Regions from separate parts of the Mus musculus genome. Here all the other regions are linked to region 2. The links are chromatin loops, found by intact Hi-C in ENCODE. Cell type or tissue: heart. All regions are shown on one strand. Links, peaks and the distances in the headings refer to the core of each region. The heading gives the core; the rest is flanking DNA.

Region 1 (5,912 bases), core at 248-5,247, 1.2 Mb before region 2:
AATAAAATACATACATCTCAGATCCTCTATATTCAGAAGTTTTTTCTTCATTTTCTTGAGAATCAGTAAAGTCTAAGGCTCTTTTAGTTTCCTTTTTCTGAAAAAACTTCAGAGACAGTCTGTTTTTCTTGGATGGACTGCCTCTTGAAAGCCCATTACTTTCACTAGGTATGACGCCAGGCATTTTCTTTCAAAATTGCAAGGAGTTGACGAGAATTAACTTATTGAAGGAAGCTGTAATCACCAATTAAATCTATTAATCACATACAAAAAGATTTCATTAGTCCCCAGCTATCATATGTAAGTGACAAAATTAGCAACTATGAAAAGATTTACCAAAAGAATGGAACAAATCAGGACATCTTATTTCAAAACCTAATGCCTGACAGTAGACACTTAAGAGTTTATTGCTTATCAATGGTTCTCAACCTTCCTAATGCTGTGACCCTTTAATACAGTTCCTCATGTTGTGCTGACCCCTAACCATAAAATTATTGTTGCTACTTCCTGACTGTAATTTTGCTACTGCTATGAATGGTAATTAATGTAACTATCTGATATGCCAGATATGAAATCCCCTGTAAAAAAGGTTGTTTGACACACTACTGGGGGGTCTTGACTCACAGGTGGAGAACCACTGGCTTAAATGCCAATGATACATATATGCATGCATGCAGACACACCCGCACAAACTTCCTTTAAAATTGCTACTAAATTCTTATTACCATAATGTGGGTATACATATGCATATGTATGGGTATGTGTATATGTACATGCATTAAGAGCCATATCTCAAAAATATCCATTTACTAAAATCATTCATACAATAAGAAGCAAAAACTCTGGGCCAGTGAGATGGTCCAGTGGGTCAGGGCGCTTGCTGCTAACCCTACCAACTTGAGCTTAATCCCAGGGACTCAACTTCTCAAGTGTGCCCTCTGAACTTCCTGTGCACACCCATACACACACAAAGTTTGAAAACAATAGGCTTAAGCAAAATTTCATTTTCTATATACAAAAATAGCAACTGAACAATGGTAAAAATCAGGAATGAATAAGAAACCAAAGTAGTAGTGGGGACTACAGTCTACAAGGCCACTTGTAGTCAATGTGAACTACACATACAAAGCTGGAACAGAGGTCGGAAAAACTTGCCCGTCTCATGTGTGCTAAAGATTACAATATACTTTAGTTTTCCAACTATGCTCTGTTTTGAGACAGGGTCTCCCAGTGTAGCCCTGGCTGGCCTGGAACTCAAAAATCTACCTGCCAGCCTCTTCTCCCCAGTGGGAAGTCCTACGGCCAAGCTACACCCAGCTCCAATTGTTTCTAAGCTATGTGACTAGAAGTTTCAAGGTAAAACTTTAAACGGGAGCGGGGGAGGGAGGAAGAGAGATACGGCAATACCTGTGATACTTTATAGAAATTTATTTTTTATTTGGAACATCTAGAAGAAAGATAATCCTTCTATTCCAATATTCCAAAAATATGAACGAGTTTCAAATATAGGTACCCAAGTAGTAAGTAGTTGAGGTACACACAAATTGATTCAAACTCTACCCCTAAACATTTCACCCCAGTTCACTGTACACTGCAGGGAAACCATTTCTGGGAACCAACTCAGGAAAAACTGGACAACTGGCAAAATTTCCCATCTTATCTGCAACTTAAATTTTTGTCTCTTGGCCCCTTAAATGTTCTTGATGAAATGACCTGTTAGGAATGATAAACCAGCCTTCGCAAAACTGTCAGACTTCCCCCAAGCACTAATGACTCCGGAAAGGTGTCTTCCTGGGAGCCAGTGAGAGAAAAGTCATCAGCCAGCTCAAACAGCGGCCGTCATCTCGGCCAGCCACCCAATCTGGGACCCTCTAAACAGCCAGCCAGCACTGATGGTCACCAAGAGCGCGACACTTTCCCGGGTGCCCAATCTTATGTTCTCCACGTCCCTTCTCAGAGCTTTCAGTCAAAAAAGCCTCTCCAGAACTATAACCCAAGCTTCGCACAATGAACTTAGCCCTAAGTCTTCTTGACCAAATGACACCGTGAATCCTCAGTCCCACTACTTTTCAAATCTGTGTACAATGATAGGATTCAACTCTTCTTTCAAGAAAAACGTGAAACAATAAAAACAAACTCTTGGGCGCAGGGTTAAGACACGTGGCGCCGTACACACTTCTGGAGAAACTGTAAGTCAAGAAAATGCGCGGTAAAATTTCGCAAGCCCCGACCCAGGACACTGCGATCACAAACATCTCTTCTCCCGGCCAGCCTCTCCCATTACGAAAGGCGTGGGCAGAGGGGCACTTGGGTCCTGGGTGTGCCACCCCGGGGGTCGCCGCGCCCGCCGGCAGTCCCTCGCAGCGCAGCCCGAGCCTAAGGGGCCCTCCCCACCGTCAGCACCTGCCGCGCAGCCCCGGGCCCTGAACCCCGGGCGCTCCTTACCCGGTCATGGCCCTTCGCGAGTCCGCGGCGCCGCCGCCGGGGAGACCAGCCGGGCAGAGTGCGGGCGCGACAGGTGAGCCCGGCCGCCGTCCCGGGAGAGGGATCGCTGGTGGGCGCCTCCCGCGGGGGAGTGACCATTCGTCCGCGGAGCGGGAGCCGGGCCGCCGCTCGGTCCTGCCCGCCGCGGCACCACTACATCCCCGGCGCAGCCCGGCCGGGAAGGCTACGGGCGCACAGCGGTGGCGGCGCTCCCGAGCCGCAGGGTCCCCGCACGGCCGCCGAGGGGGAACTTGGCGCGTTTTCCTCAGTCTCAGGACCCCCGCGAGTGAACCCCCGCCCGCGCCAGCGTCGCGGCTGGAGGTGGCGTCCACGGAAAGTGCCGGTTCTCCTCTCCACGTTGCAGAGGCGCGAAAGGCGCGAGCCGCCGCGCGACCGCCCCTCGCCCCCGGCACGCTCGGCTCCGGAACCAGCTGGAACGGTAGTTCCTCCCGGGGCCTAACGGGTTCTGCAGTTTAAACAGCGCAGGCAGCGGCACGGGCAGCTCGCGCGGGTCCTCGCAGAGGCGCGCGCTGCGCAGGAGGCCGGGCTGGCGCGCAGGAGGCTCACTCGCTCGCTCACGCCCTCTTTTTTTTTTTTTTTTTTTTTTTTTTTAATTCTTTTTAAACATTAGCACTCGCGAGTTGAAGGGGAGGGAGCTTACGGGTCGGGAGATGGGACAGGGAGTGACTGGGACAAGCCCCTTCCTCAGGTGCTCAAATGCGCCAATCCAGGCTGAACAATTTCCAAAACCTCATTCCTCCGCCCCACCAGGAAGAGCCAATCAAAAAGTACCTATACGAATAAAACAATTAGCCGGCAGAGAAGACAGTCTGACCAATAAAAAAAGTACAAGGAACGAGGCCCAGCCAATCCCGGGAGAGCATACGGCGCCCTGGAGCGGCTCTTTGCAAGCTCATTGGCGCTCCAGTGCGCGCTTTCTCTGCCGAGGTTAGGGTTCCGCTTTCCGTTTTGTTAGCATGGGGAGGTGGCGAGCCCGGAGGGTGTGGCTTCTGGGCCGAGGCCCCGGTGCAGGCCCGCCTCTTTCTTTCTTTTTTTTTTTTTTTCTTCCCCCTCCTGGCGTGCCCTCTCCGGAAGGGTTACCAAAGACGCTCGGAAAATGGCTGATGCGCTTTGCTAGCTGCTCGGCGCCCGCTGGGCGTCCAGTTTACCGAGGAAGCCGCGGTCCACCCTATCTCAAGTTGTGCGTTAAGAATGAGCACTGCCTTAGCTAGACAGTGCACAGCCGAACGCCTTGGAGCCTCGGGTCCTTCTCCCCTCTCGCAGGCTGCACAAGGGTTTTAGTTCTCAGGCTGGTCTCGCGGCTGGAGCTTCAACGGGTTCTGGCGCGAGCCGGTACCGAATGACCCACAGGCAGCCGCACAGCCTCACCCGGTTTGGGCTTGGTTCTGTATGCTCTGTCTTTTGTGAGATGATCTCACAGTGCGGTACTACAGCTGATGAGAACTCAGTACAAATCCGTTCAAGTGGGGTTTTTTTGTTGTTTTTTAAATGTCCACTGTGTGCGTTGCCCTGTTTAATGCCCATCGTGAGTTGGTCTGTTGAATGGCCACGGTGTGTGTTGCTCGGTTTAGTACCCACTGTGTGCGTTGCCCTGTTTAGTGCCCTCCGTGTGTGTTGCCCTGTTTAATGCCCTGTTGAACTATTTTCAGCATGGTAGGGATAACAAGCGAAGGGAATGTACTCCATGATCTACAGTCTACTGAAGACCGAAATTAAACTGGTGATTTGAAATAGTGTAAATGGTAGATTTTTTTTAAAAAGGTAACCGTTTGGTCGTTTCGATGGGATAATGAAGACTGACGTTTCAGCAGACAGTTCCAGGAAGTGTACTTTGAATGGCATGGAGGGGAGGTCCATTTGTGGGAGAAGATGAGCTGCACATCACACGTGTCCATAGCACCGGGAGCTTTAGAAGCTTGGTGTTGGAAATGAGGACAGGATGCTTGGATAATAGGGAGTCTAAGTACGACGGTAGGAACTGTAGTGAAATGGGCGTATGTGGGAACAAGCAGGATGCACAACTTTCCAGGGTCAGCTGGCAGCCTGAGGAGTTCCTGTCAACTTTTAGGGACCTTCGCCCGGTCCAAACTGGGATTCGTGGCTTAATTCCAGAAACTCATTTTCAGACTTGCCAGTTTGTGAAGCAGATTTGGAGTTTAAAGATACTTTACTGTAGGGGCAGGGAAAGATAAACTACGAAAACATGGCTGTAGTGGAAGGATCCCAGAGAGACCAGTCCAAGAATGGGCACAAACTCAAGGGACAATCGAAACTTAAAAATAATAATAATTATAATAATAAAAGTCATTTATAGGATTTCAAAGTTTCTATTTCTAAAGGATTTCTAAGAAACCTAAAATGAGATCATTGGATGGTTTCTAGAAGGCTCCTGACAGGGTTGGGGTGGGTAAAGTAACTATCCAGCCCTCAGAGATACGAAGAGTTAGGAAAACAGAACTAAAAGTTCATTTAAGATTCTTAGGCGATGTCTAAAGAAAGGAATGAGGCTCTACTCAGCTCTGTCTCCACACTCCAGCCTTAAACCTGGGTTACTGTTACTTTAGCATTAAATATCTTTGTACCAATATCACTGTGTAGGCAGCCTTACCGCAAATGAGTTGGAATTCTCAGCCATCAGAGGCTGACCAAGGGGCTCTCTTCCCTGTCTAAGTTCCTTCTCATAATTCCCCCTTCTGTCCTGTTAAAGCTCTTATTAAATTCGCTGAGTAGCATTGAATAGTACATTGGAACTAGTAGGTAGCAGTGCTTATACCATAACTTGTGGTGGGGGAAAAAAAAAAAGCTAGACCTCAGAGCACAAGCAAGAAGAACCACGAAGAGGATGATTCAGAGTCAAGGACTGAATGGTGACTTGAAATACAGTGACAGTGGAAATGCTAAGCTGGTAGGAGTCGCACCAGGTACAGTGGTGCACACCTGGAATCCCTCACCAAGGAGGCTGGGGCAGAAGAACTGCCAGAAATTCAGTGGGTTGGCATGCTTTCATATATTGAGATATAGGTGTTGTGGTGTGTTCCTATTATGCAAGCACTTGAAAGGCTTAGTCAAGAGACTCGTGAGTCACAGCCCATCTTGATTACATAGAGAGACCCTGTCTCAGGAGGAAGAGGAAGAGGAGGAGGACGACAGCCACCAGGGTTCAGTGGGTAAAAGTTGCTTTCTGTGAAGCCAAACAACCCTGAAACCCACAGTAGAAGGATAAATCCATCTTCCAAAAGTTGTCCTCAGACGACACAAGTGCTGTGGGCTGTGCCTGTGCTCACATTTATACAATAATTTTTTTCTTTTTTTTCTTTTTTTTTTTTTTTCCGAGACAGGGTTTCTCTGTGTAGCCCTGGCTGTCCTGGAACTCACTTTGTAGACCAGGCTGGCCTTGAACTCAGAAA
Region 2 (5,912 bases), core at 336-5,335:
TTCAAGGCACACACACACAAAAACTTAAGGAAGCTCACTCTTGCCCCGTCAATTGTGTCCTTGAACCCTTCAGGAAAACACAGCTCTCCCAAGCCTTCTGGAGGACAACTTAATGACACTGCAGTATATCACCAGGTTAAAACGTTTTTCCAGAGGCAAGGTTTCATAGAAACATCTTTGCCACTGAAGATGTAATGTCTGGTTACAGAGAGGGCTGTGTGGGGGAAGGCTGGTTCCAATCCAACTAAAAACCCTGGTTTCCAACTTTGGAACCATAGCACTGGGTGCTGAGGGCCATGGAGTGTCAGCCTCTGGAGCAGACAGGACTGTAGGCTGGGCTGTTTCCTATTGCTTGCTGCAGTCTGCAACAGGTATTTTCCTCTCCTGTTGATTGATTGATTGACTGATTGATTGACTAATTGATTGATTGTAATCCTTCCTTCTAATGCCCAGAGTTAAGTTCCCATCTGCCTGTGTTTGAACCTTTCCCCCACATTTTTAAGTGTGATAAGCCCTGGCTCTTTAACTGGCAGAATAGGAACCCTGAATGTAATACTGGGGTAGGGGAGAGGGGCAAAGCAGTCTATCACCTTCATTCATTTATACTCAGCTTTTCATGGTTTACAAAATGGACTCAAGGGGAAAGTGGCAGCAATTTTTAATTTCTCAGGCAGGAGAGCTTATGAAGGCCATAACATTGTTCAGACTTCATGTGTCTAAGATAACACAACATACTGCACCTCCACCCAAATCCCCTTGGCAAACACAACTGAACCCCAACATTCCTGGTCCTCCTTCTATGTTATGCATCTTCTTAAATTATCTCTTTGAAAGAGGATACCAACTTTCACGACATCACTAAATGCTCCCTTGTTCTGGGTAAGTTATATTCACGAAGTGTGGGCTACAAGCTTGTCATTTAACCCTTGGCAGAGGTTTCGACCCTGGAAGAGAGAGTGAAGTCTCCATTTATGCCTTCAGGGATAAAAGTGCTTTTCATCCAGTTTACCGAGGAAGGGGGCTGAGTGCAAAGTGTGTAGGTTTGTAGAAGACAGGATCCATCCATCCCTCAGCTTTGCCAGCATTGGAAGCACAACCTCAATATGTCCACCATTCTCTGCTTAAATGCTCGGGCAGGGCACCAGGACACACTGCCTTTGTGGTTTCTGTCTCTTATACCCACCAGCTCTGGGGGGAAAAAAATCACACACCTGCACCTTAGAAAGAGGCCAAATCCAGTTCCTGCCTCCCAGAGAGTATGAAGACCACTTCTATTGGAGTTACTGCGTGCAGCAATTGTTTGTAGCTCCTTAAAGGGAAAACACTGCGTGCCCTTTGTTTTGTCTTAAGAATCACACAGAGACTAGGCCGGGTGATATTCCTGCTAAGTTAATGCTAGGGTAGAGTGCAGTGCTAGAATCCCAAGACCAGAGTGTTAAAATGGATCTCAATTTTCTGTTTCCATAACTGCACTTTCTATTTGGCTTATTCCCTTCTTAGGGACCCCATCTCCTGCAGCAGCACAAGAGATTAATAGTTACATCCCTATTTTTCTCAAGATAAAAGCTGTCACTAAATGGTGTTGCAACCAAGTGTCACAACTGTACATACCCCATTGCCATTGTTTATTTAAATTTATCTCTGCAGTTCTTTTATGGACTTGGGAAAGTGTAACAGGTTCTAATTGGTAGGGGGAAAAAATCCAAGTCAGGTATGTTTTACTTTTTTCCGATCAAAGAAAGACTGAGTAAAAGAATAAGCTTTTTGCAGTGTGTTTTTTCCAACACTCTTTTCAGTAGCTGTACGCTTTCCTCCCTTATCCAGTTCCGCTTTCACTTTTCCTCCTCCCAGCCTCGCTAACCCACTTAACAATTCTCCGGCCTGTCCCAGGCCGCTGGTAACGAGCAGAGGACGCCCACGACTCCCCCTAACCACACCGTTCAACTTCAGAAGCTCTTAAGAGAAAAAGTCTTCTTCTCAAAGTGCAGTCGGAGCAAATCATTCCCCCAGAGTTCCCTCCACAGCTGCCGTAGGAAGGACTTCGGTCGATCTTCAAGAGGGGACCCGCGCACAGGACAAGTCCGCCTGTGGCCACAGCAGAACAACCCAGGCCGGAGGTTGACGCCGCCCTACGCGTCCTCCCACCCCACGGGACATCCCGATGACCCGGTCACTCAGCGCTCAGCCACTGTAGGACTGACTCCACTCTTTCCTTCCCTGCTCCGCTTCGCCTCCCGAAGTGCTCCCAGATCAGCTGTGGTGTGATCACTCCCCAACACCCAGCTCCATCGCGTACACCCCAACGTGTGCAAGATGGGGTTCGAATATGGGAACCCAACTTTGCAACGAAAAAGCTCAGGGTCAGGCCGGAGCCAGAGGGAAGAAAGAGCACGAAGAGACCGCACAGGGCGCCGATACCGGGTCCTGAGGAGGCGGTCCTTGTTCCTAAACAGGCCATGCAGGTGCACCCTGCTGCTTTCTCTTGCAAGTCTTTTGAGGTTTGGCCTTTTAGAGCTTTGTAAAGTTGACTCTCCCCCTCCTCTCAATCACAGGGTCACACTAGGAACCACACTGTCCTCAGCCCTTTAATCTCATTACTGACTTTAGGGGAAGGGGTAGAAGGGTGAGGACGGCCTGGGCCGCGGGAGGATTGGGGTTCAAGCACGGCTCAGGAGCGCCACGCTGGGCAGGAAGCGCTCAGAGGTCGGTCACTAGGCTCTACTTCTTGAGAAGTGCTGCTTAACCGCAACCGCTCCGCTCCGCCCACACCAGGGGAGCGGGAGAGAAGTCCCGGGCGAAAAAGACTTTTTTCCTTTAAGAGAAGGCAGCTGGTGACCCGGGTCCTCATCCTTCAAGTTCCCCTAAGCGAAGCAGGGCGCCACCTACAGTCGAGTTCCAACTAGCACGTTGGTGAGAAGGCTGGAGATCCTTTCCTAAGCAAGGCAGGATTTTGGGCACAGCCATCTCATCTCTGTAATCAATCCAGACCAACAGGTCTGTTGGCAGGCAACAGCAGACTAGACCATACCGAAAATTTGCGTTGGGGGCGTGAAGAAGTTGGGAAACAGAACAGTACTAGCTCTGATTGGACTTGTTCGCGCTCTAATGGTTTTGGCTGGATTTTGAACCCAGTATCTCCCCCACGTTTCAGCCAAGGAGAGCAGCAGTCAATTTCATTAGGAAGAGTATTTGTGTGACCTTGGACAAGTTGCTCCGTCACTCACTCTCCTTTTTCTTCCCCTTCAGAACTATAACCGTGAGAGTTTTTTTTTTTTCTAAATTAATGAGATAAAGTAGGTGAGAAACTGCCCATGTTAAGAGCTCCCACCTATTTCTAAAAGGGGGAAAAATCTTCCGAGAAATAAAACTTTAAAGACACTGCATATGTGTTTCCTGTTCCATGAAAGATTAGGTCTCTAGGAGGAAGAGGCGAGAAAGGCAGCCAAGTGGCCCCAATAGCTGATTTGAGCACTGGCTAATCTCCTCATAGACAAAAGAGACATATTAGTGGATGGCTGTGACTACTTAATTATCATTTTACTTTATAAATTGTTAATTACCACATGAACGTCAGAACCATATATGATATACATTATTCCCACTGTAAAGATGAAGACATACAATCCAGAGGTGAAAGCTATAACTACAACTTCAGCAGACTCAAGTCTGTTTCTGAACCTGCTTTTGATATGTAGTAGTATTAAGTTCTTCGAAATCAGATTAGGTGTTTTACATAGGAGGACAGGTTTTGTCTTTCATAGCACCTCTGAAAAGAAGAACTGTGAGTTCCCAAGGGGATTGGAGGGCCAGGGAGGTCAAGGGAGTCACTTTTGTGGGAGCTGGAGAGGCAAGGGTTTGTTTCATTTTACAATTCTAGGTTATGTGCATCAGTAAGGGAAGGCAGGGTGAGAACCTGAAGATAGGAACTGAAGCAAAAGCCACAGGGAAAGTTGCTTCCAGGCTGGCTATTGGCTTCCCTGCCTATTTTTCAAGGGAGTCATTTTAAGAATCAGCAGAGCAGGCCCGCAGAGAACCCTCCTCTGACAACATGAAAGTGACTTCAACTGGCACCTGTGTTGGGACACTTGTAAAAGTTCTCAATCCAAGTCAGGCAGGGGACTTGGCTCCTTAGTGGTTGTGCCATGCTGAAGGGGTGACAGAGGCTCGCTCTTGCAGCCCAAGAAGTGGTGATGATTGCAGTGTTTCCTTAGAAAATCTTGACAGTGGATGAAAGAGCAGGGCACAGAGGCAGTAGGAAAAGCCAGAGACAGACTGACTTATACTTCTATCAATATAATTAGTCTATGCTTACCTCACGGCCCACACAGCCAAATCTCATCAAACAGCCCAAGGAAAAGTTTAGTTTAATATAGCAATTGATGTCCTGGCATCTAAACCACAGCAGTTGGGCTCTGTTGCCCTTATTATGAGAATATATACATTGAGTTTGCCCCTAGCTCAACCCTGGGGCTTCATGCATGCTGGGCAAGTGCTCTATCATCGAGCTATATAGCTCAAGGCCGACACTGCACTTTCCCCCATATATCAAATATGTCATTTCTTTGTATCCATGTAATAGTAGTGACATTTCTTTCTTCTTCCTCTCTCTCTCTTTCTCTCTCTCTCTCTCTCTCTCTCTCTCTCTTTCTTTCTTTTTTTGTAGTGGCATTTCATAATGAAAGGTTTGGATTACATAGAGAAGCAAATTATACTACTTTCAGCATTTTGGGGTTACCATTGTGGAAAATTGTGCATGAGTTCCCCTTCTCATCCATCAAAGCGTAAAACCCAAACCACCATTCCTACCCACAGCACCTCCTTTACACTGGTAGAATAACCGAACTTGCGAAAAGGCCTCAAAGCTGAGAGAATGGCTTGGCCTATACATTATTGGTGCACAAGTCTGACCTGAGTTCAGTCTTCTTAAACGTGTTAAAAACTAACTGGGAAGAGAAGATCCCTAGAGCTACTGGTTATCCGTCAAATTGGCAAGTCCCAGGTTCAGTAAGAGATCCTGTCTCAAAAACTATGGTGGGGAGTTATTGAGGAAAACACTTAACATTGACCTCTGGCTTCCACATCTTTCACACACACACACACACACACACACACACACACCAAATTCCTTAAGTTAAGCAACAAAAAGGTTTGGCTAGAGCATTGTCTGTAAAGACAGCCCTCCTGCCTAGATCTTCCTGCCAGCTCCAACTATGATCCATCTCCTTGCCAATAGATTACTGAGAGCCCAGACTTCGGCAAGTTGTCTCCACTCTCCACACAGTGACAGTGTTTCTAATAACCTAATAGATTTTCATTTTGAAACACGTGGCACAAAGAAACCCATTAGCTGAAGAGCCCTACTGGGTACCTAATACTTTAACCTTATCACAGTAAGGTCAAGTGGCCAGGTTGTCAGTTTGTTTGTTTGTTTATTTATTTATTTATTTATTTATTTATTTAGTGACTGGTTGGCAATTAAGAGGGCTTTGTTGTAAGTAAGCAACAGCAGTTGATAGAATTTTAGAATGTGCTTTATGTGTTCCATATTATTCTAAATTTTAGCAGAACTACAAAGAAATAAAAGAGTGTTTCTTCTTGGAATTTTAAGATACAAGTTTTAGGGTAGAAACTTCCTCTCCCATTCCAGGGTCCGGATCTTCATTTTTTTTTTTTTAATAATGAAATGATGCAAGAAAGCTCAAAGAGAATGTGTCTCAACTCAGACATTTCCTCCATGAAATTACAGCCTTCATTCTAGAATTTTAATGTTTATGAATTCATCTTCTTTTGGTATTGCTCCATAAATAAGTGACTTGAGGAAGCACTTTAGGAAAGTTGGGAGTTACAGTGTGTGACCTCATTTTATGCACAGCCACATAAAGACAGGTTTACAAGAGACAGCACTGTTTTGG
Region 3 (5,912 bases), core at 595-5,594, 450 kb before region 2:
TAATTGGGCTGTTTGTGTCTGTTGTTCCTGGAGTCTATACATCTTTCAGTGTGTTTACTCTGAGCAGACCATAATTCCTATCTGGGCCAGGCTCTCAGTTGGGAATTCAATTTCCTTGACAATTAAGATTCACCATCGTCTTCCCAGACATTCTGAATCCCCAAAGCCACAGCACGCTTGTTGACATTTGAATACGTTTACTGAACGTTAGCTGCTGAAATTATGACTGGCTGAATTTCAGTCTTTCTGGGCTTCACCTGGAATCATGATGTTGGGGAATCAGTTAGTTGATTGTTCATAAATAAATTGAAAGTTATACCTACTATTATGGATTGAATGTGACATGCCCCCATGTGCTCATGTGCTTGGACACTTGTTACTCAGCTGACGGTACTCTGTTGGGAGGTGCTGACGGACTCCTCAGTGGAGGAAGTGGATCACTGAGAGCAGACCGAGAGGTTTTTTAGCCCCACCCACTTCTTCTCTATGCTCTACTCCCTGGTACAGTGTGATTGGCTGCTTCAAGCTCTTGCTCCCACACCTTTCCTGCTACATTGGCTTAGTCTGTGGATAAATCTATCCATCTATGTACCCTTCCTTCCTTCCTTCCTTCCATTGCTTCTGTTTGAGTACTTTCGTCACAGTAACAAGAAAAGTGATACATAAAATCAGTACTAAGCATGGGGCTGTCTTTGATAAACCTGACCAGATGATTCTTAGGTCCTTGGTACTGATCTAAAAGGGTAACATGGAAGAGTTTGGCTGTATGGGATAGAGGAGCCCTAGATACTATGAGAAGAGCTTATTGGGCCCCTTCAGTGGGAGTAAGGAAGACCAGAATACTGAGAGAAATATGGACAGTAGAGGTCTGGCTCATGAGGCTTCAGAGGTAAATGAGGATGATACAGGGAACTGGGATAGAGGCAATTCCTGTAATATTCTTACAAAGGATCTGGCTACATCCTGCCATGTCTTGAGGCTGAATTGAAAAGTAGCAAGGTAATTTGTTTAGAGGAGGAAATTTCAAGGAGGACAAGATTTGAGCTGTGTTTTTAAATGGTTACTTTACATTTACATATGTAGGTATATATGCTACAGCATGCATATAGAGGTCAGAGGACAACCAGCAGGAGTCACCTTTCTTTTTCCACCATGTGGATTCCAGGGATCAGTCTCCAGCCATTGGTATTTCTGGCAAGAGCTCTTATCCATGAGCCATCCTGATAGTTATAAATTGTGTTCTTTTTCAGGGAGGGGTGGTGGTGAAATGTACAGTGTACAGTTTGTCAGAAAATGAGCATGAAAGAGTTTGCCGTTGCAGACAAAGTGGCGACAGACAAAGCAGCTGTAATTTTTGTTAAGTGATGAGTGCCATTAAAGAGAAACGTGATGTTCTGTACTGGGGGCATGCCATGAGGGAAGGCTCTATCAGTGCTAACACTAAGAAATGTGCAGTCTCCTGCAACTGTGACCCCAGGGGCAAGCCACATGTTCAGCTGGAAGGAGAACTTAGCAATGTTATTCCCTTGGTCCTGTTTTTTTTTTCTCTCCAGACATAAAAGATGCAAATATGGAAAGAGCATGGAGACCCTCCCAAGGTTCCAGAAAAAGGCTGGTGCCAGATAATGAGTGACAAGGCGGATTTCCCAAAAAGCAGCCTTGAGAGGCCATTGTGAGAAGCTGGGAAGAGAAAACTTTGAATTCCACAGAGATGGCAGAATGTTGGAGAGAGTCATCAAGGAAGCCAGACAAAGAGAGAGTCATGTAGGGCACAAACAGCAGAGCTGCAAGGGCTGGGATGCCTAAGCTTGTTGGAGCCCTCTGGTTCCATTATGAGCTCCAGACATTGGAGGTACAGTGGTAGGGTTTGGTCTTTACCTTGTGTGTTTTGGTTTTGCTTTGGTCCTGCTTTCTCCGCCTCATTCTTCTCTTTTAGAACAGGGATGTTTATTCTGGACCATTACATACTGGAAATATGTAAGTTGTATTTTGATTTTACAGTAACTCATAGTTAAGAGGCTGCCTTGAGTCTCAGAAGAGACCTTGTCCTTTTGGGCAATGTTGAGACTGCTAAAGATCACAGGGACTTCGACGTTGGACTAAATGCTCTTGTATTAGGAGTTGGCTGTGAACCTAGCAGGGACAGGATGGCATGTTGCAGTTTGAATGTGAAAAGTCTTCCATAAGCTCATGTGTTTAATTAAACACTTGGTCCCCTGTTAGTACAGTCTTGGAAGGTTGTGGAACTTTTAGGAAGTATAGCCTCTCTGGAGGAAGTAGGTTGCAGGGTAGGTCTTGAATTTTTATAGCCTGGTTTCACTTCCTGTCTCCTTTCTGCTTCCTGACTGCAGATACAGCTGGTCTACCTGTCTCGTGTTTGGGCTTCCCTGCCTTCCTCTCCATGAGGGTCTATATCTCTTTTTCACCTGGGGGTCAAAATCAGCCCCTCCTTCCTAAAATGGGTTTTTCCAGGTGTTTGGTCATAGCGAAGAGAAAAGTACATGAAATGCCCACATTGCCAACTGCTCTAACACCGGAGTGAACAAGCCACACAGCCTCCCATGCTGGGCTGTTGTCAGCGCTCGCTCCACTAGGATGGCTACTCCTGGCTTTCCAACCTATCCACCACAACAGTTTGCTCAGCAGGTATCTGAGCTCAACTCCTCTCTTCCTCCTTGACTAGCTTAAATTCCATAAGTGATCACAAAGTTATCACTCTTGTTTAGCCTTCAATTATTTTGCTCTTTCTTCGTCCACCTATTGTGATGCAGTCACTGCCTTGGCAACCCCTATGTTTACTACTGTGCACATGAGTCTTCCAGAAAATCCCTTTAAAAAATACTTAGCATATAAAATGGCGTGGTTCATTATGACATGTCCATCCACTGGTCTTTACTCATTTTTTTCTTATATTACTGTCCCCCACCCGTTCTCCTCTCTACCATGGATCCCTCTCCTTTCCCCAGATCTGTTTCCATGTCTCTCTCTCTGTCTCTCTCTGTCTCTCCTCTCTCTCTCTGTCTCTCATCTCCCTCTCTCTCTGTCTCTCTCTCTCTCTCTCTCACACACACACACACACACTCTCTTAAATCAATATTACACATAAGAAAAACATCCAATAATCCAATAGTTTCTTCTAAGTCCGGTTTCTTGGCCTATTATGATTTTAGTCCCACTCTATTTTTTCTGCAAAGGATATCATTTCTTTATTCTTTATGACTGAAAATAATCTTCATAGTTCCTAAGTACAATATTTTATTTACCCATAGTTCTGTAGATGCACATTGTGAATATTAATAGCACTCACTGTAAGAAACATGGGTGTCCAACACATTCATCCCTTGGGGTTATTACCATGCCCAGTTCCAAGCGACTGGGAAAGCTGCTAGTTTTGAGTGGTGTCTGGAACCACTTCAGTGCAGGCTGCTTGCCACTTGGGTCATGTGATTCCACAGACCTGATGGCACTTGCAGTATCAGTGGCAGATAAGGATGCTATTTTGAGTTTTTGGCCATGGTCCATAGGTGAACTACTGTGGAGGCCCTTAGGATTTTAGAGAAAGGTTTTATGGTCATCTGCAGACAGCTACCTCAACACGTGAGAGAAAATAGGCAATGTTTATCTCTCGGAGTTTGATTCATTATTCTTCATATGAACCTGAGTTCCACTCAGTGTTCTGTAAAAGACATACTCTGTTATTCTTTACAGCTGTTTAAATCTCCATTGTCTATTTATAGGACATTTCCTTTACTCATTCTTCTGTGGATGGAGCTCAAGGATCTTGTGACTGTCTTGGCTATTGTGAACAATACTACAGTAAGTGTGTATGCCCCAGTGTCTCTGTACCATGCTGAGTTAGCACACATAAAAGTTTTCTGAAAAATCTCCAAGTTGATTTCTTTACACCTGTAGTCATTGATATTCCTATCTGTAGTGCACAGGGCTTCTTCTCCTGCTTTCTCCTCACCAGCATTTATTGCCGTGTGTGTGTGTGTGTGTGTGTGTGTGTGTGTGTGTGTGTGTGTGTTTGATGATAACCATTAAGCCTAGGAAGATAAGATCTCAATACAGTTTAATTTGCATTTCGTGATGGCTAAGAATACCCAAAATCTTTTCGCATGTGTACTAGTCATTAATATTTTATCTTTCGTGAGCTGGTTGATTTATTTGCTGACATTTTGGTTCATGCTTCACACATTCAGTGTTTGGCGATGTGCAGTGTTTCAGTGTGATTTCTTTACAGTCTCCAGTCAATGTAAAGACATCAAATGTCTTTACAAAGTTTTCTCTCTCATTCTGTAGGCTACCTACTTGTGCAGCTGATTGTTTTCTTTGTTGTATAGAAGCCTTTTGATTTCATGCCTTCCCAAATGGGCAGTTATTGATATTTGAGTCCATTTCAAAAGTTGTTTTTTTTTTTTTTTTTTTTTTGCCTATGTCTGTGTGTTGAAGTATGCTTCAAATGTTTTTCTCTAGAAGGTTCAGAGTTACAGATGTTGCTTTAGGGGAGTTGGTTCGCTTTGAATTCTTTTCTGTCTAGGGTTTGGGATAGGAACTTAATTTCATTCCACTGCATGTGGATATGCAATTTTTCTTAGCATTACTTAAGGAAGCAGTAGTTTCTATGTTATATGCTTATGAGAATTTTATTAAAAACCTAGGTGGTGGAAGTTACATGGGTTTACTGATGAGTCTTGTGACTCTTCTTTTCCTATTTTTTCTTTTTTTTTTTTTGGTCTCATGTTTTGGTTACTATGGCTCTGCAAAATAGTCTGAGATTGGACATTTTTAAATAAAAATGTTTGGCTATTTATTTATGTGTGTGCACATGTGGAATCAAGAGGACATTATCTGGGAGTTTTATTTATTTATTTATTTATATTTATTTTATTTATATTAGGAAAAAGTCATTGACATTTTTATGGTAACTGCATTGAATCTGTACATTAGTTTGAACAGAATAGACATTTTCACAATATTAATTTTGCCAATCCTTGAGTGTGAAAGGTTATTTTGTTTTCTAGTGTCTTCTTCAATTTCTTTAGTCTTTTAAAGTTTTCGCTGTAGAGCTCTTTCTTTTCTTCACGTTTATTCCCAAGTGCTTAAATTTCTGAATTTATTATGAATGAAATTTTCTTCCTGCAAACAGAATATTTGACAAGGTTCACAGCTAGGATTTGTAAAGAAGCCATGAAACAAACACTAAAAGTGAAAAATGAAAAAAATCACTGTGTGCGATGAAACAAACACTAATCATCCAAACAATATATGGGGAAATGAACTGACCAGTTCAGAAAAAATGAACTACTAATGACTAACAAATTCCTTTCAAGTTTATTATTGGTATATAAAAAAGTTACTTGTGTGTGTGTGTGTGTGTTTGAGTGTATATGTATTGGTTTTGCATATTGTCCTGAAGACAGTACAAGTAGAAAGAACATTCTTCAACATAAAAAAATTTAACACCTCAAAACTGTTGTCAACCTTATGTTTAATGGTGAAAAATGAATGCATTTCCTCTAAAGTAAAAAACTAATCAATGAAGTTTTAGTTAAAGCAGCAAGATTAAAGTAAGAACTAAAAAGTATAAAACTTGGAAAGGAAAAATCAGAGCATCTCTCTCTGCAGAGATGATCCTATACTGAAAGGACTTGAGAGTCAACCAGAAAATCCTTAGGTCAGATAAACACTTTCAGTAAAACATTAAGGTACAGAGTAATAGTAGTAGATTCACATCTGGATCTGTGAGTTCCCCAACTATGGATTCTTGACCATATTTGCAATTCCAGGCATGTCTTTCCTCAAATCCAATCAGAATGCTTTCTGGTTACCAGAATGAATTTGCTTACCACCATAACATTTATGCCACCATTGCACCTATGGTCATATCTTCTGATGCTGCTCATTATTGC
Region 4 (5,912 bases), core at 354-5,353, 170 kb before region 2:
CTAAGTAGCACAACTGCCAGAATGCAATTGCTATAAACTTAAGTAAACAAATGCAAAACTAAAATAAATCTTAAACCTGTTGTATATAAAGTTTGTGCCACTTCATGCAAGCAGTACAAAAAGGCACAGCCCAAAAGTCTTAGTCAACACTTTTTGCTCTCGCTTAAAAAGCTCTTTGAAGAAAGTATTGCCTTGTCTAGTCTCCCCACATCTCTTCCAGAGAATTATCTGGTGCACACTAGATCAGGAAGAGGAAACGGCCATGTTATTTTACAATGGCTTTTCACCCCAGTGTCCCTCGAATCGTCTCCTGCCAAGCATGTGAAACAAGAAGTACTCGGTGACTCCTCGAATCTCTGGATGACACTACAAGGACTCGTGCCAAGGAGTTAGTGCCAAGTCTCGCATCTTTGGGATCCACCCCTCTTTCTGGGTGTTAGTTGCATGGGGGAAGGGACTGGCAGAAGTAGAACCTGACCAACAAATTCTGAGAAGTTGGTCACCATTTTGAACCTGCTCAGTGTGCTTAGATCTTGGCAGCCATCTTACAGCTTGGCAACCATTTTGAGGATTTGTTTGGCAAGCTCTCAGAATTCGCTGACACTGTTTAAATAGAATGCTGGTTTAAAATAGTCCATGCTAACCAATACAATGTGATAGCAGGTAAACAACAACAACAACAACAACAACAAAAACCCTCCAAAATACCAAAAAAACAAACAGCAACAACAACAAACCACCACCATCAACAACAAAACCCTCCTTATAAGCCTTGCCAACAAAACAATTTACATCTTCATTTGGGTAATGACATCTCAAATTCCTTAACTTAGAACACATTATGTAATGCAGCTGCTATTCTGTGTCCTTAAGCCGTTAGCAGACAAGCTGTTAAATGATGTTGGAGGCTCTTACCAGGAGCAGGTAAGGAAAAGAAAGGCAGACATGCTCGGCCCCCACAAAACCCACAAATATTATCAAAATGTTTCAGAGTCTGTTCAAAGGCAAGCTGAGAACTAGATTCTAGACAATGGCAACCGAGTGTCACAGACTGTACCCATGGTCTTATCTCATGAGCCCAGGGAAGTCTCAGTCATGTAGTACGAAACTCTCCTTGGGTAAGGAGACAACGTCCACCTCTCAGCCCAACAATAACTCTTAAGGCTCATCTAAACAGAGAAAAGGAAAACTTTGCAGATTTTGGTGTTTTTCAAAACATCTTTGGCTTCACTCTTTCACCTTTTAACATATTTAATTTTGAAGTATTTGATTACATAAAAATAGAAAACCAGAACAAAAACCAAACCAAACCAAACAAAAAACCCTACATTATCATTGAAAGCATTTCTTAATGTCTAACAACTTAAAATACAAGCAGTAACTGTGCACTGCTGGGACCGACATCGTTATAAAACCTGTACAGCTTCCTACACTGGTGAATTAAGTGAAATGACAGTGAGTGAAATTTTACAACATATGGAAAAGGAAAATGACAATCCAATAATCCGAAAATATCTTTTCATACTGAAATAAATAACACTTTACGGCACGATTCAGTAACTTCCTTTGAATGTTATGAATATTTAATAATTCCATATCAACACAGGGAGAAGCTTTATGATAAAAGGACCATATTGTTCATACTTTTGGGGGGAAAACAATCCCCAAACTATTCTTTTATTAGCCAACTATTATTGCCAAATCACAAACAGGACAATAAAGCCTAAAGAATTCTAAATTTTGTGATGGCCAAAGATAAAAGACTAGAGTTACTAAATAAAACGGCAACACATTTATTTAAATACCAGTGCTCCTTGGGGTGTACGAGGCACCTGGCTCATCCTCTAGCTCCAATGAGGTGCAATAGAAAGAAAGGCACAGGAACGGGGGGAGACACAGCATCAACTACAGTGCTCACATTAGTGCAGGGCTCTTAAACCTGAAGCCTGAACCGATTTCAATTCAGGAAATATTTTAATTCATATAATACCATCCAAAGTGAAACAATTCATTAAATCATGCTCAGAACTGGAACATTACATAGGAAGACATTATGCTGAAATGGGTCAGCCTAACCTCGTTATGCTACTCAAAGTCTCTCTGCTGAGTGACAGTATCTGCAGTGATATGACGTAAACCATGCTAGGATGGCTTGGAATGCATTGATAAATTGCTCTATTGATCCTGTTCTGCTTCACTTACCATAATTATAGTGCAGTAATGGAAGACATGAATGATAGATTTTCAGTACAGAAGAAAGCCCGGAGTTTGCCTGTTTCTTTATGAGATTATATAAAACCCTTTCAATTAATACAACATGATTGATATGTAACACTGAGGACAAGGCCTGATTCTAATGTTCTTCCTAAGGTATTGCCATTCAAATATTTGTGTTATTTCAAATAAAAATATTTAGTATTTTAAAGAAATATAATTCATAGGATGTTGCTTCCTAATTTACTTTAAGGATTTATTTCTATTACTTTTAAGTGTATGTGTGCATGCATGTGTGTGTGTCTTTCTATCTGTGTGTCTGTGTATGACTCTGTGTGTCTGTGTATGTCTCTGTGTGTGTAACAGTATGTTCACATGAGTGCAGATGCCCCTGGTGGCCAGAGGCATCTCATCCTCTTAGAGATGGAGTTACATATAGTTAACAGCTGTCCACTGTGGGTGCTGGGAACTGAACTCTGCAAGAGTAGTATGTGCTCTGCACTACTAAGCTAGTGGTTAATATTTCCAGCTCCATGTTTCCTAATGATTTTACAACCTATTTTGAATCCACTAAGAAATCTCTTTCAAAACTTGAATAAACTTTACACAGTCTTACCATCTTATCTTCATTGACCACACCATAACCAATGAAAGGAAAATTACAGTGTGTGTGTGGGGGGGGGGGGAGGTATTAGGTATTATATTGAAGAATAAATGTTAGACTGGAAGGACACAGGCAACTAAAAGAAGTTTTAGAAGAGAAAATAAGCAATTACTAATCTAGACAATAAGAGTCCATTGGAAAAAAATCAAAGAAAAATAGAAACTTCTTAATATACATCATATATAATGGTTAATCTCCTAATTATCCAATATGCATAAAATCCAGCATATAGTGTCAGATATGCATTAAACCCACATGAGCAGGGAGCTGACTGTATACCACCCTGATACTGTCACTGTAGAGATTACTGTTTCCCCAAAATGGATATATTTAAATTAAATGTGTCATTCTTTGTCATGGGAAAGGAATGTGAAAAATTCCCAACTTCATTTTAACAACTCAGGGCAGGACTTGATTTGTTTTTCATTTCAAAATACGCACTAATGCAAAGATCTCATTTTATTCGCTTTTGCTGTTTAGAGAAAAATATATAAATATGGTTGATTTTTGTAAGAATGATCAACTGGAAGAAAGAAAATTTTCTTCCACAACTAAACGGTGTAAAAATTGATCTCAGCTTCCCTTCTTGGATTACAAAGGCTACCACGGGAATTAAATGTCACCCAGGAGGGCTGTGACAGCATCAAGCCTTCCCTGACACACAAGGCCTGCAGCCCAGACATTGAAGGCTTACATCAGGAAAACTCAGCATGCAGGGAACAAGTCAGAGCCAGCTATCGACCCCACCATTGATTTCGACTAGGAAAACCAAGAAGGGAAAAGCACCAGAAAAGATAGAATTTCCTTTTTCTTTTTCGCTCCCCAACTTAGGGCTGCCAAACTTAGGTCTTCCCAGGCCCGAGCCCTGCATCCTGCATTGCAGCCAGCCAGGATGTCTGCCTGAGATAATTCAAGCTGAAAGCAGACAGTTGGCAGTGGAAGCTGCTCCTCCAGGGACATGCAGCATGGCCTTGCACACACAGAATGCAGCTACTTGACAGGAGGGGACAGGAGGGGACCTGTGACTGTCCAGGTGATAGCTGACCATATCCCATGTCGAATTAAAAAAAAAAAAAAGCCTTACACTACCACTTACAGAAAGTGAAACTAGCTATACCTAAAATAGCTTCTTTGTCTCTCGGACAAGGGATCACGGATACTCTCAACTTCTAACCCAAACACACACACACACACACACACACACACACACACACACACACACACACACACACACACTTTGCTAGTGTGTTACGAGTTTGCTTTTTAACTTTCACATAATTTAACACACAGAGGGTCAACACCAAGCAGAAAAGAAGGAAAGGAGACTGCTTGCTGTAGCTCCTTGGGGTCTTAATCACATAATTTTGAATTGGTTGAGGATCATTTACTTGGATCATTATAATCATATCCTACAAGTATTCCACCATTTAATTTGTGAAACCCATGACCACAGAGCATGCACATAGAAAGAATTATTAGATACATTTACTTTATTGCTAAATTCAGAGATGGCTCCAAGCCATTTAAAAATAATAACAATAGTAATAATGATTAATAACAATGCACTTCCATTCTGACTCAGACTCTCTTGAGGGGTTTTACCACTGTTCACTAATTAAGTCTTATACCCGATTCCTAGGTATATGAGCACTGTTAGGTCAATTATACACCTGGGAAATCCCGGCACCACAAGTGGGGCCCAGCAAATCATGATCTAGGGAAGATGTAGGAAATTATAAGTGTGGGGAACTTACAGAATGTTTCACCATTCAAAACATTTATAAAATATGGCAGTGGGGGTAGTGGCAATCATACAACTAAAAGAAAATAATTTGACTTTTTTTTGATAGTTCATATTTATCTGTTCTGCCCAGAAGAAAAAATTATTTTTTCTGAATTGACATTTTAATATAGTTAAGCATAATATTTTATGCTTAACTCTCTACGGACACTGAAGTATTTATTGATCAGTCAGTTGTCCAGCTAACTCATATATAGTATCTTTGCTTTAACAAAACTACTTGAAAATGAGAGTGAGTGCTTATCTGTAGAGCTAGGAGAGGCTTTTACTTTAAACACTGCATGGACGTCAGGGGTTCCCACATCACTGAAAGTTTCAGGTTAAAAACTGCCTTGGCTTCATTCATTCACCACTGTTGGGGAATGTTTCAGGGATGAAAATTCCCACCCAATGGGAGCTTAGTTTATACTGATGTGGAGAAGGAAGCTTCTGGGTGTGTATTCATTGATTCTCTCAGGAAATATGGTTCATCTTATGCACCAGGATTCAAATATACAAGTGTGTCAATGATGCTGGCATACCATAATCCAGATTCAGGAAGCTGGGGCAGATCATGGGTCTGAGGTCAGTGTTGGTACACAAGGAGGGAGGCCCTGTCTTCAAACATAAATAAATAAAAACTGGATGGAGGAGTTAAACCCTAGCTTCTTTTTAGTCTTGCGTAACACTTTTTTCTCAGTTTCTTACTTACTTACTTACTTACTTACTTATTTTTGCATCTACCTATTCTGTATCTACCTTGGAGAAGGTCTTGATTTGTGGTTTGGATGCACTTAAGAAAATCATAGCAAAGACACAATGTAAAAATTATGCCAAACACCCACTTTAAAGTTGGGAAGCACGTGGTCATTTGTGCCATGTGTTTTGAAATTAAGCCCCAGTGCCCTCGAATCTGGCCTCTTAGGCAAGGAGCTCCCTCCAGTGACTGTCCTGATTGTCAGCTCTGTGCAGTAGGCTTTTCACACACCAACTCTCACCCAGAGAGGATGACTTAGCCCTGCCCTATCTTCCCGCCATGATTTTCCAAATAGACTTTAAAAAGGTGAAAGGATGAGACTCCCCTGAGCTGGATTTCAATCATTGGTCAGCACCAGATGTCTTTAATGTGCACAGCATCCATGGTAGAATATATGAGCAATCCCTGTATTTATTTCCTCAAGAGGTGAGGGGCTCAGGAAGGGAGGGAGGCTCAGACACTATGCAAGGAGAAAACATCACTCCCACTGCTTTGTG
Region 5 (5,912 bases), core at 370-5,369, 630 kb before region 2:
TACATAGTGAGACTGCTATTCATGTCCTTTGCTTTCAGTAAAAGTCTGAAGAGTTTCTGTGGCACTTCATATAATAAAGAAACTAGGAGTTAAATATGTTGAGACTTAACCGAGGAAACTCAAATGGCCAAGAAACACTTAAATGTTCAAAATCCTTAGGCATCAGGGAAATGCAAATCAAAATGGCTCTGAGATTCCATCTTACTCCTGTCAGGATGACTAAGATCAAAAACACTAGTGACAGCTCCTGCTGTCAAGGATGTGGAGCCAGTGTCAGCACTCCTCCACTGCTGGTGGGAGTGCAAACTTGAAGAGCCACTTTGGAAATCAATATTGTGGCTCATCGGAAAACTGAGCATTGATCTACCTCTCTTGGGCATATACTCAAAGGTCACTTCATCCTACCACAAGGACACTTGCTCAGCTCTGTTCTTCAAAGCCTTATTAGTAATAGCCAGAAACTGGAAACAAGATATGTGTTCCTCAGCCAAAGAATGAATAAAGACAAAATGGTACATTTACACAGTGGAGTATTATTCAGCAGCTGAAAACAGTGACATGAAATTTGCAGGTAAACTGATAGAACTAGAAAAAAAAAAACCATTCTGAGTGAGGTGACTCAGACTCAGAAAGACAAACATGGTGTGTACTCACAATGACTATTAGCTGTGAAGTAAGGGGGGGGGGGGAACATAAGTGAGGATGCAATGAGCTCTCAGGGAAGGGGAAATAGAATAGACTTCCAGGAAGGATTGGGGCAGGTATGGAATAGGAGTGATGAGGGTCGGGGAGAAAAGACTGGGAGAAACTGTTGGAATTGAGATGTATTTCAGGGTCAGCTAGAAACCTAGTGCAATGGAAACTCCATAAAATTTATGAGAGTAACTCTAGCAACACCTCCTAGTCAAGTAGGACATGGATCCTGAGCAGGCCATCTTCTGTAACCCTCAAGTGGAGGGATTTAGGACACCAACCCAGTCACAAAACCTTCAAGCTACAGTTTGTCCTGACGTGAGAGTGTTCTGGGACAAAAGCCTAGCATAGTTGCCATCAGAGAGATTTCATCTAACAACTGATAAAAGCAGATGCAGAGTCCCACGGCCAAACATTCGGCAGAGCTCAGGAGTCCTGCAGATGAGGTGGGAGGAAGGGACTAGAGGCAACAGGGACACCACAAGAACACGATCCACAGGATCAACTGACCAGGATTTATGGGCACTTACAGAGGTCAGGGAGCCTGTAGGAATCTGACCTAGGTCCTCTGCACATAAGTTATGGCTGCGTAGCTTGATGTTTTTGTAGGAATCCCAGCAGTGGGATCCCTGACTCTTTTTTCTACTCGTGGGGGAAACAAGACATACTTTCCTCCTACTGGATTGCCTTGTTCAGCCTTGATCTGATATGAGCTATGTGCCTGAATTTATTGTAGTTTGTTATGCTGTGTTTGGTTGAAGTCTCTGGAAGGCCTCCTCTTTTCTGAGAGGAGGCAGAGCAGGGGCAGGATGTGTGTGTGTGTGTGTGTGTGTGTGAGAGAGAGGGGGGGGGTTGGGGAGAGAGAAAGAGAGAAGACTGGGGAGGGGAGGGAAACTAGTTGAAATGCAATCTATGAGAGAAGAATGAAAATAAAAAATGAGGCTTAAGTTTCTATCAAATTTAAATAATGTAGCAGCTATGTGATCATGGTAATTTATGTGATCATGAGACTGCAAAACAGAGAAGTTACTTTATTACAGACGTAAGAGGCTTGTAAGAGGAAGTGACACATCATCAATACTTTAATACATCATCAATTCAAGAGTCAATTTTCTGTCCATGGGATGCAGGGGACTATGTCCAGGGACTTGTGCTTGCTAGGCAACTCTACCACTATCCCAGCTCAGGAGTCAAAAGTTTTATAGTTTCATTGCTGTCTTACAGAATCCTTTTAATTCTTTTAAATTTACATATTGTGGAAGAGAATAAAGATAATCACTAAAGCCATAAAATAGATCCAGTAATGGGATTAATCAGCAAAGCATCAGCAGTTCTAAGTAATTGTTTTAAATCTGTATTAAAATTGATACACAGATCAGCAGTATTCTTGCACTCAGCAGGAAACCATCTAATTCTATCATAATTTCAATAATCCTGAGGCACAGAATTGCTTCCTTTAGTCCTTTGGGTTTATGTTGTATTTTAAAAAATCACTAGAACATTCTGAGTCCAAGTAGTAGTTAAGTGGAAAGGTTCTTTTATCATTGTGTAAGATGTATAACTGATATTCTGTCTTTTTCAATATTTATTTTTATTTTATGCATGTGAGTGTTTTGTCTGCTATTTCCACCTTGTGGGTCCCAGGGATTGAATTCATTTGTCAGGCAGAGCAACAAAGGATTTTACCCATGGAGCCAAATATGTGCATAGAGCTTGAGAAGGCTAGAAGGGGACCTTCAATCTGGAACTGGAATTACAGGGCTTTAGCCAATACATGGGTGCTAGGAACCTAACCTGGTTCTCTGTAAGACCAGCAAGTGTTCTCAACTCCTAAGCCATCTCTTCAGCCCAATATTCTGTCCTCGAACACTTGTCCACTATATAATGTCTACAGCAATCTAGAATTGCACTTGGGTCACTTCTAGATAGTCTAAATCTAAATTCTTCCAACCCTAGGGAAACCCTCATCCTTTAGAGCCTCCAGGATCAACACTGGTGCCCACCAGGAGCTGGGGCTCATCAGAAGGAGCAGTTTCTGTCTCCTTGTGAGGGTTCTCAGGGAAGCTACTAGAGAAGACTCCCAAACGTGTATTTTTTTATATAATTATTCAGTTTTTTAAAAAGTGTGTGTGTATGTGAAAATCCGTTTTTTTTTTTCCATCATGTGGGTTCCAGGGATTGAATTTAAATAATTTTCAGGCTCCGGAACAAGTGCCTTTACACTCTGAGCAGTCTCCCTGGGACATGGGCATGTTTTTATTATTATTATTATTATTATTATTATTATTATTAAAGTTTCCATGCTTGCTTTGGCAGTACATATACTAAAATTGGAACGATACAGAGATTAAGATGGTCCCTGCTCAAAGATAACAAGCGAACATATTTAAACAACAACAACAACAACCCTCGAAAACCTCGCTGATGTAGCTGTGCCAAGTTATCCTAGGGAGTAGCCTTTAGAAGCCCTAAGCTGCGCCACGGTTGCCAGGCCCCTTTAAGGCCCTTCCTTCTCTAGGAGGCGGAACCGGAAGCGCGAGGACGCGGTGCCCAACATGGCGGCCGCCTGGCCCGCGGGTCGGGCTTCCCCAGCGGCGGGGCCTCCGGGCCTTCTCCGCACCCTGTGGCTCGTGACGGTCGCCGCGGGACACTGTGGGGCTGCTGCCTCTGGCGCTGTCGGGGGCGAGGAGACACCCAAGTGTGAGGACCTCAGGGTGGGACAATATCCTCCGGAAAGCCGCCGTTCTCAGGCGGTCAGCTGGACCCCGGGCTGTGGGATGGGGACCGTGGCCTCCGCTGTGGCTCTAGTGACCATTGGACCCCGGGAGGTGAGGAGGGCTGTGGGGACGAAGGGCGAGCACCGTGGGCTTTCCCTGGACCGATCAGTGGTTGGCACTTCCTTCTCCGATTGACCATGGATTTTACCGGCTTGCCCACTTACTCACACACACACACACACACACACACATCTAGGTTGTGTCCCAGACACAAAAGATGCGAAAATTGTTCGACGCGTTCCTGAAAGTTTGCAGGTGTTGAGGGAGACAAGTAATTACTAGTGAACCAATGCATGTGTCTCACTTGTCATTAACGTAACATATATCACCTACAGCCATCCTCAGATGGCTTCACTTTGTGATTTTAGACAACTTATTATTATGTTTTAAAATTAGAGATCCTCTTGGATGTTTTAAAATGTAATATTTGTATTAGTTCTTTGTGAGAATTTCACCCAGTGGATTTTGATCATATTCAACCTCAAACTCCTTCTACATTGTCTTCCCTCCCACTCCCCCTTAACCTCGACCCCTACCACACACACTTAAAAAAAAAAAAGAAAACTAACACAGGGAGTCAGATATGTGCTGTTCATATCTACAGTGGTATGGGGCTATTCGCTGAAGCATGGTTGCCTTACCTGGGACTTAAACCTATGACTCTCTAACTTAGCAGCCATCAACTGGCCATAGTTAGGGGTGGGGGCTTTTGAATGAGCAAATAATTTAAGTCTAAAACATACTTATACCAGTGACTACCAACTTAAGGGAGCATTTATGCTAATTTAATTACCACAACAGTTTCGTTGGGTGTTTATTTACAGATGAGAAATCTGATTTAGGAATGGGTGAACTGTCTTATTACATTAGCGCACCGCAGAGCAACAAGGTGAAATTCGTGTTATACTCAAAAAACTATGTTTGAACAAAACTTTGGGTACTGACACAGTGCCTCAGACATTTGTGTACAGATCCTCAAACCTGCAGAAGCAAGAAAGAGTCTTAAGAAAAATCTTACAATTAAGAGAATCTGCCAGGCAGTGGTGGCCCAAGCCTTTAATCCCAGCACTCGGGAGGCAGAGGCAGGCAGATTTCTGAGTTTGAGGCCAGCCTGGTCTACAGAGTGAGTTCCAGGACAGCCAGGAGAAACAGAGAAACCCTGACTTAGAGAGAGAGAGAGAGAGAGAGAGAGAGAGATCTGTGAGTTAAGGAGAGCATGCATTAGATTTGCACAGATTACCTCTAATTTGCTTTGCCAACCCCATTATGCAGGGAGTTGCTGACATACTGAGTTTATCATTGTCTTAGGAAAGATGAGAGTGTCCTTCTAAGAAGTATTTGAGCTGATTATGAGCTATTGAACCCTTGTGAGAAGTGACTGAGCCTGTAGAACTCTGGTGACAACTGAACATTGCCTTAATGACAACTAACTAAAGATGACCTTTCCAGAAGTGATTCAGAAGTCCAAATAAGGGTCCACCTGTGACTAGAGACACCCTGTATGCACCATACCTATCCCATTGCAGTGTGAACCATACAATCTTTGGACAATAAAACTTAGAAACATTCTTATTGTTCTAACATCTATTCGAGAGTGGTTTTCAGTAACTTAAGATCCTACTGGAGCCACTGACCACAGAGATAACAACTACAACAGATGCACAGTATCCCAGCTTTGAGTCAACAGATCTGATTTGGCTGCCTGTCACTTACATGACTGGATAAGCCACTCAAAGTTAAACACTCAGCTAGTGCTTCTGTGGCATAGGAATAACAATATCTTCCTCATCTGTTTGTGTTACATGGAATTAAGTGTGAATTAGTTGAATCCAGAGCTCTGGAAACTGATCTGTTTTTAAAGTTAAAAATAATTTGGTGAAGATTTTTAATTTGATGCTGCTTTCTGTCTGTTCCCGGATTGATATTCTTCGAAGATGGCATCATCTGCTAGAACTTTTGATAGAAATTTATTTTATGACTTCTATACAATAATTTAACTTTCAACTATTTTCTAGGGAACACTAAAAAAGTGTATTTGGGTGTTTTGTTTTGAGATAGGGTCTCAACATAGCCCTGTCAGACCTGGAACTCATTCTGTAGATGATGACCTTGAACTCGAGAGATCTTCCTGCCTTTGCCTCCCAAGTGCGACTAAAAGCATGCACCACCACAGCAAGTTTAAAAGTGTAATTGTGTCTGAGTTTGTTGATTAGTACAAACTTAAAGCCTCTCTGTACATGTGAATCAGTAGGAGTATGTAAGACATTTAAAACATAGTGTTTTATGCTAGAAATATAATTCAAATTTCCTTAACTTTTTAAACATATATTTGTAAAGAACCAAAAATAAATGATGCTACGCAAGAACCAGTTAATTGTACAAACTACACAGCTCATGGTAAGATTTCTAGAATCATGTCTTTGAAATGTTTTATAAAATTTT

The links. A loop is a pair of places that touch in the nucleus more often than their neighbours do. Peaks named below come from ENCODE experiments on the same cell type or tissue, not always from the same donor. Only the 100,000 strongest peaks of a DNase experiment are listed, where the experiment ranks them.
Region 1: a loop joins it to region 2, with 3 times the contacts of the local background. A loop is called at or near these places in 3 of 42 quality-filtered maps.
Region 3: it touches region 2 in a loop (2.2-fold over the local background); 4 of 42 quality-filtered maps call a loop at or near these places.
Region 4: a loop joins it to region 2, with 2.6 times the contacts of the local background. A loop is called at or near these places in 4 of 42 quality-filtered maps.
Region 5: a loop joins it to region 2, with 3 times the contacts of the local background. A loop is called at or near these places in 7 of 42 quality-filtered maps.

The regions. Positions count from the first base shown.
Region 1 is chr4:98,920,777-98,926,688 of GRCm38, reverse strand. It overlaps Usp1 (ubiquitin specific peptidase 1), which reads right to left and starts at 2,879. Exons shown (of 9, transcript NM_001301414.1): 1 at 2,446-2,879; 2 at 15-253. The coding sequence starts at 184. In heart, for the core only: no CTCF peak of the experiment used is centred there; DNase peaks (open chromatin) are centred at 3,338 and 4,438; H3K4me3 peaks cover 4,147 bases; H3K27ac peaks cover 3,436 bases.
Region 2 is chr4:97,748,118-97,754,029 of GRCm38, reverse strand. It overlaps Gm38709 (a long non-coding RNA gene), which reads left to right. Exons shown (of 5, transcript XR_003955232.1): 5 at 1-3,383. It also overlaps a transcript of Nfia not described here. Among named protein-coding and RNA genes, the nearest start is that of Gm38709, 26 kb to the left of the region's middle. In heart, for the core only: CTCF peaks have their summits at 2,678 and 2,885 (motif pointing left); DNase peaks (open chromatin) are centred at 2,139 and 2,829; H3K4me3 peaks cover 1,796 bases; H3K27ac peaks cover 2,298 bases.
Region 3 is chr4:98,198,828-98,204,739 of GRCm38, reverse strand. It overlaps the pseudogene Gm12691. Among named protein-coding and RNA genes, the nearest start is that of Gm34784, 76 kb to the right of the region's middle. In heart, for the core only: no CTCF peak of the experiment used is centred there; a DNase peak (open chromatin) is centred at 3,429; H3K27ac peaks cover 2,512 bases.
Region 4 is chr4:97,918,558-97,924,469 of GRCm38, reverse strand. The region is part of intron 2 of Nfia (nuclear factor I/A); the gene reads right to left. Among named protein-coding and RNA genes, the nearest start is that of Gm40208, 16 kb to the left of the region's middle. In heart, for the core only: a CTCF peak has its summit at 2,599; DNase peaks (open chromatin) are centred at 379 and 3,809; H3K27ac peaks cover 1,081 bases.
Region 5 is chr4:98,380,573-98,386,484 of GRCm38, reverse strand. It overlaps Tm2d1 (TM2 domain containing 1), which reads left to right and starts at 3,220. Exons shown (of 7, transcript NM_053157.2): 1 at 3,220-3,415; 2 at 5,794-5,867. The coding sequence starts at 3,249. In heart, for the core only: a CTCF peak has its summit at 3,290; a DNase peak (open chromatin) is centred at 3,234; H3K4me3 peaks cover 1,413 bases; H3K27ac peaks cover 866 bases.